Linked DNA regions of Homo sapiens: region 2 is linked to region 1. Evidence: chromatin contacts called from ENCODE Hi-C or POLR2A ChIA-PET data. All regions are on one chromosome and are shown on one strand. Each heading gives the region's core, a stretch centred on a gene start or an enhancer-like site at or near the end of the contact. The rest is flanking DNA. Distances are from core to core; before and after follow the strand shown.

Region 1 (2,722 bases), core at 158-2,657:
ATTGCAAAAGGAAAATAGTATTTTGAAAGTTAAGTGCAGAGTAGACAGTACACCCTGGGAGAGAGAGAGATAGAGAGAGAGTTAGTTCAGGGAGGGCTGCTCCTAAGGATGAAACAGCAAAGGCTGGCTCTAGAGAGACCCCCTTTGTAAGGGGTCTTACACGATTATTCATAAGGGGGTGGGAGAAGTGTTACTAGTAAGTATGTTCTGGGTGGTCCTCTAGGTGCACATGCGCAGTGGGTGTACAGGCTTGTTCATACATTGCATGTTTCATTAGCATCTTAAATTTCCACCCAGGGGCGTGTTTTTTACCAAGATAATGAGCAAAGGGTCAGTTTGAGGACAGGTGAAATCAAAATGCGCATGCTCCCTACAGGGGAAAGTCCCTACTGGAGAGCGCTCAGCTTGAATGAGCTCAATTACAATGCGAATGCTGGGGCTTACTGTGTTGACTGCGGTCACCACGGTTGCCGCGTCTCCAGGACACGGTCACTTCCTTGACTATCCCCGCCTCGCTTCCACCTGTAGCTTCCTTTTTTTTTTTTTTGAGACAGTCTCACTCTGTGGCCAGCCTGGAGTACAGTGGTGCGATGTCGGCTCACTGCAACCTCCGCCTCCTGGGTTCAAGCGATTCTCCTGTCTCAGCCTCCAGAGTAGCTGGGATTACAGGCGTCTGCCACCACGCCCGGGTAATTTTTTTGTATTTTTAGTCGAGACGGGGTTTCGCCATGTTGGCCAGGCTGGTCTCGAACTCCTGACCTCAGGTGATCCGCCCGCCTCGGCCTCCTAAAGTGCTGGGATTACAGGCGTGAGCCTCCGCGCCCGGCCGGTAAGCTTCCTCTTCTCTGCTCTCATCACCTGTACACGGGTTTTTTCCTCATGTCAACTCTGTGATGGACTGGAATGTTTTCTTCAGATGTGGGTAATTTAAAGGGGGCATTTTTACAAGAAACAAAAAAAACTCGGTTTGTTCGGAGGCAAGTTTTAAATCAGGGTTCATTTTTTAATATTGATGAATCCTTCAATAATTGTATGTTTACTGCTGCCCTTCGCGAGCCAGCCTGAGAAGCGCGGGCTCGACATCCCCGCGCGCCCCCGCCGCCCGCCCCCAAGGCCGGCGACGCTGGAGCACATGTCCTGAGGCCCAGGACCGTGGTCGGCCGCTTTCGCACATTCGTGGCCAGCAGAGGGCGCAGCCGGCCAGCCCCCGCAGCGAAAGATCCCCGAGTGCCGCGTCAGCGATCGCGCTCCTTGCCCTCGCCGCCTGCCAGCCGCCCTGAGTCAGCAAACCACAGAGAGGCGAGGACCTCCCATTTTCCTAGACAGAACAAGTGGGCGTTGGGGGTACGGGTGAGTGGCAAGAACAACCGACCCGGAAGCGAAACGAGGGGGAACTTCCGTTCTTTGTTCTGTCCCCGGTGTGTGGGTCTGTGACAGGGTCCAACAGGGCCTGGTCCGTGTCCGGTCCCCCAAATCTGTCGTCCCTGCCCCCAGGGTGAGTCCACGCGTCCCCGGGTCTCGCGGTGAGACGGAGGCTGTGGTCGCCGGGGAAGGGGGTGGTGTCTGTGCCACTGCGGCCCGCAGGGTCCCCCGGCCGGCCCGGAGCAGGGTTCGGGGAGGCGCCCCTCCGTCCCCTGCAGCCCGTCCTCTACTCCGCTTCCCCAGGGATCCCCCTAGCCTAGCGGGATCCTGCGTAGGGGTTAGTAATGGGGCTCCGGTTCTGGTTTTGTGACTTTAACGGCGACCCAGCTGGAGCGTTTAAAAGTTTCAGCAGAGCGGTAGGGGCGCCTCTCTCTTGAAAGCAGCTAATGACAGCGACCCTAACTTGGTATTTCTCCCAGACGTTTTTATTTGATGTTAACACAGTTATTCGCGCCCGTGGCAGGAGAGGAAGTTTATTTTTACGCAGCTGGGTCCAAGGATCAGAGAAATTCTGCTAAGCGTACGCAGTTAGCACGAGGGCTGGGAGTGGGTGCAGACGCCGATTCCAGGGGTAATCCTGCTGGAGCCCAGTGCATCGCGTGATACACCTGGCTCAGGCTCCGTTTTCAGTTGTATTAGATTCCTGGTTTGATCCTCTCTCCGGAAGTGGGATTGAATCCACATCGGTGTTTACACTCTGAAGGGCTTTTGTAAACTCCAGGAGAAGATAGCAGAGTGATGAACCTGAAACCGATGGGCTAATTAGAGGAACGAGCGTATTATTTTCTCCAGAAAAGACATCTGTGGAGAGTGGGCATCATTTGATTATACGTGTTTGATGGACAGTCGGGTGGAAGGAGAAGATTCTGTTATTGAAGCTCTTTTTTTAAAAAAATTAATTTTTATTTATTTTTGAGACTGTCTCTGGAGTGCAGTGGCGCGATCTCGGCTCACTGCAACCTCCGCCTCCCGGTTCAAGCGCTTCTCCTGCTTCAGCCTCCCGAGTGGTTGGGACTACAGGCGCCCGCCACCACCTCCGGCGAATTTTTTGTATTTTTAGTAGAGACGGGGTTCCGCCCTTTTGGCCAGGCTGGTCTGCAACTCCTGGCCTCAAGTGATCCACCTGCCTTGGCCTCCCAAAGTGTTGGGATTACAGGCGTTAGCCACCGCGCCCGGCCTTTTTTTTTTTTTTCCTTTTAAAATGTTTGTGTGTGTATTAAGGTCTTGCTCTGTTGCCCCCGGCTGGAGTGCCGTGGTGCCATCATGGCTCACCATAGCCTGGAACTCCTGGGCTCAAGTA
Region 2 (2,722 bases), core at 128-2,627, 110 kb before region 1:
GCAGTACTCATGATGAGAAGGATCCTTTGGCTGCCCCTTAGCACCTGCATTACCATCCATCAATAACTCTCTTCCATGGGAAAGTCTCTCTCCCCGTACCTCAGGTTTTGAGTCATTTCATCTCCTGGGTATGTCTCTCTCTACCTTATCCTACTCTCCCCAGTGCTAGGGGAATTTCAAGGTTCAGCGCCTTGATGGGTTCATCATTGGTCACTAGGTAAAATATCTCAGTGGCAGGCCCAGGAAAAGGTGAAATGTCCTAGGACAGGAAAAAGATGAAGGAAACGGAAAGGGAAACTGACTCGAATCCCACCTTATCATGCAGAGTCCAACCAATATATTTTAAATAGCTGTCGGTGAGGAAAGACGTGCTGTAGCTTTGCATCCAACACCCAATTTCCTCAATGCAGATAGCACGGATCTCAGGAAGGACATCCCTAGACACAGACAGATAAGTTGACTCTTAGAGCCACCCTCTCTCCAAACTCACTTTCCATCCTACCAGATAACTCCCTCTCATGGAAGAATTTATTTTCTTGAAATGCCATGTACCCCATGCCTTTCATTTCTTCCTCCCGATGTAAATACTATATATATAGTAAAATACATGTAAATATTTTTTTTAAGGGATAGGATCTCTTGCTATGTTGCCCAAGCTGGCCTTGAACTCCTGGGTTCAAGTCATCTTCCCACTTTGGCCTCTCAAGTAGCTAGGACTACAAAAATGTGCCATACCCAGTTAGTAAATATTTTCTTTCTGTTACCAAACCATAAAATAGTTAAACACCAGCCTTGTACAGCCTAATTCTCCACTCCACCTGTTGCCCAGGCTGGAGTGCAGCGGCACAATCTCAGCTCACTGCAACCTCTACCTCTCGGGTTCAAGTGATTCTCCTGCCTCAGCCTCCCGAGTAGCTGGGATTACAGGTGCACCACCACGCCCAGCTTCCTTTTTGTATTTTTAGTAGAGACGGGGTTTTGCCATGTTGGCCAGGCTGGTCTCGAACTCCTGACCTCAAGTGATCTGCCTGTCTTGGCCTCCCAAAGTGCTGGGGTTACAGGTGTGAGCCACTGCACCCGGTCTCCATACCTCTTTTAAAAACCAATTTTGAAAGTTCATTCAGGCTGGGCATGGTGGCCAAAAATTAGCCAAGCATGGTGGTGGGCGCCTGTAGTCCCAGCTACTTGGGAGGCTGAGGCAGAAGAATCGCCTAAACCCGGGGGGTGGGGCTTGCCGTGAGCCGAGATCGCACCACTGCACTCCAGCCTGGGCAACACAGTGAGACTCCGTCCCTGCCAAAAAAAAAAAAGTTAATTCAACTGTTGGCCAAAGTGTGTGAGTGTGTTTTAATTCCACATTAAGAAAAGGTTACATCAGCTGAAAGGCTCTGGAGAGGCAGAAGTGAAACCTAGGTAAGAGTGAGAAACATCTACAATTTTTTTTTTCTTTTTTTTCTTTTTTTGAGATGGAGTTTCACTCTTGTTGCCTAGGCTGGAGTGCAATGGCGTCATCTCAGCTCACCGCAACCTCCACCTCCTGGGTTCAAGCGATTCTCCTGCCTCAGCCTCCTGAGCAGCTGGGATTACAGGGATGCGCCACCACACCCGGCTAATTTTGTATTTTCAGTAGAGATGGAGTTTCTCCATGTTGGTCAGGCTGGTTGTGAACTCCTGACCTCAGGTGATCTGCCTGCCTTGGCCTCCCAAAGTGCTGGGATTACAGGCGTGAGCCACCACGCCCGGCCTACATATATTCTTTTTAACTTAATTTGATCAGGTCATTAAACAGTATAAAACTCCCCTGCCCTTCGCACAGTGAGACAGCAGGCTGGGCCAGGAGAAGGCTCACCAGGCAGCAGGCATCCCTCAGAAAAGCCCCGCCTTTCTATTCTCTGCTCTTATCCTCAAGTCTCCAACCCCAGAAAGATGAGGAGTTGGGGCAGATCTGGGGCAAAGCCAGAGCAGGAAAATACTCAGCAATGCTTTATTCTCTTATTTTCTCCCAGAAGCACTTACAAGATCCTTTGTAGGTGGTGATAAACTAAACCTCACCAATTTGAAACATTTGTTGTCAAGAATTTTTGCTCCAGCTGCATTAATTCTGGGACTAACCAAATAACTAAGGGTTGGAGGGGGGAAAACCTTATTCACTTCCTCAGATTCCATAACCAAAGGCCAGCTGCTTCAATGAGAGAGGCCCATTAGCTCACCTGTACCGATGAACAAAGACACCCCTGAAGAGGGCATTCATCATCCCCTCAATCTCCTCTTGATGCTCTTGGAGCTGGAGGACAGGGAGAAACGGGTTAATCTTTCTTGTACCCTAACAAGCATAAGGCCCTGAAGATACAGAAAAACTACAACTTCCACCTACTTCCTGTTTATTATAGGATAGTGTGAACCCCCGTAATCCTATGCTCTCTTTTAAACCTTCTAATTCTGGAAGAAGCTGTATAGTCAACTAATGCCTCAGAGGTTTGTGTTTAGTAAAAATAATAACCCCTCTGCATGTGGTTATTCGGACTATTCAGAAGCCCTAGCTGGCATTATACAGGTGTATCTCGCTTTATTGCACTTTATTGATTTGCAGACATTGTGGATTTTTTTTAAACAAACTAAAGGTGTGTGACAACCCTGCATTGAGCATACCTATCAGTGCCATTTTTCTAATAGTATATCCTCACTTTGTGTCCCTGTGGCACATTTTGGTAATTCTCACAAT

Evidence for each region. A loop is a pair of places that touch in the nucleus more often than their neighbours do. ChIA-PET counts read pairs that join two places held with the same protein, here RNA polymerase II (POLR2A). Pooled maps may share reads with other maps.
Region 2: a pooled map shows a loop between it and region 1 (4-fold over the local background). The contact joins the enhancer-like site here to the promoter of ZNF3 in region 1. A Hi-C loop is called at or near these places in 5 of 50 pooled maps. POLR2A ChIA-PET finds 5 or more read pairs at or near these places in 4 of 52 experiments (GM12878, H1, activated B cell and 1 more).

What each region holds. Positions count from the first base shown.
Region 1 is chr7:100,080,408-100,083,129 of GRCh38, reverse strand. It overlaps ZNF3 (zinc finger protein 3), which reads left to right and starts at 1,407. Exons shown (of 6, transcript NM_032924.5): 1 at 1,407-1,495. RefSeq lists a silencer at 999-1,078 and enhancers at 181-1,162, 1,319-1,468.
Region 2 is chr7:100,194,871-100,197,592 of GRCh38, reverse strand. STAG3 (STAG3 cohesin complex component) reads right to left here. Exons shown (of 34, transcript NM_001282717.2): 9 at 2,211-2,284; 10 at 314-437. Among named protein-coding and RNA genes, the nearest start is that of STAG3, 18 kb to the right of the region's middle. Within about 2 kb of position 1,377, at least 4 of the 41 ENCODE cell types and tissues checked have a DNase peak (open chromatin) inside an H3K27ac peak, as active enhancers do; they include GM12878, where a contact is called at or near this core.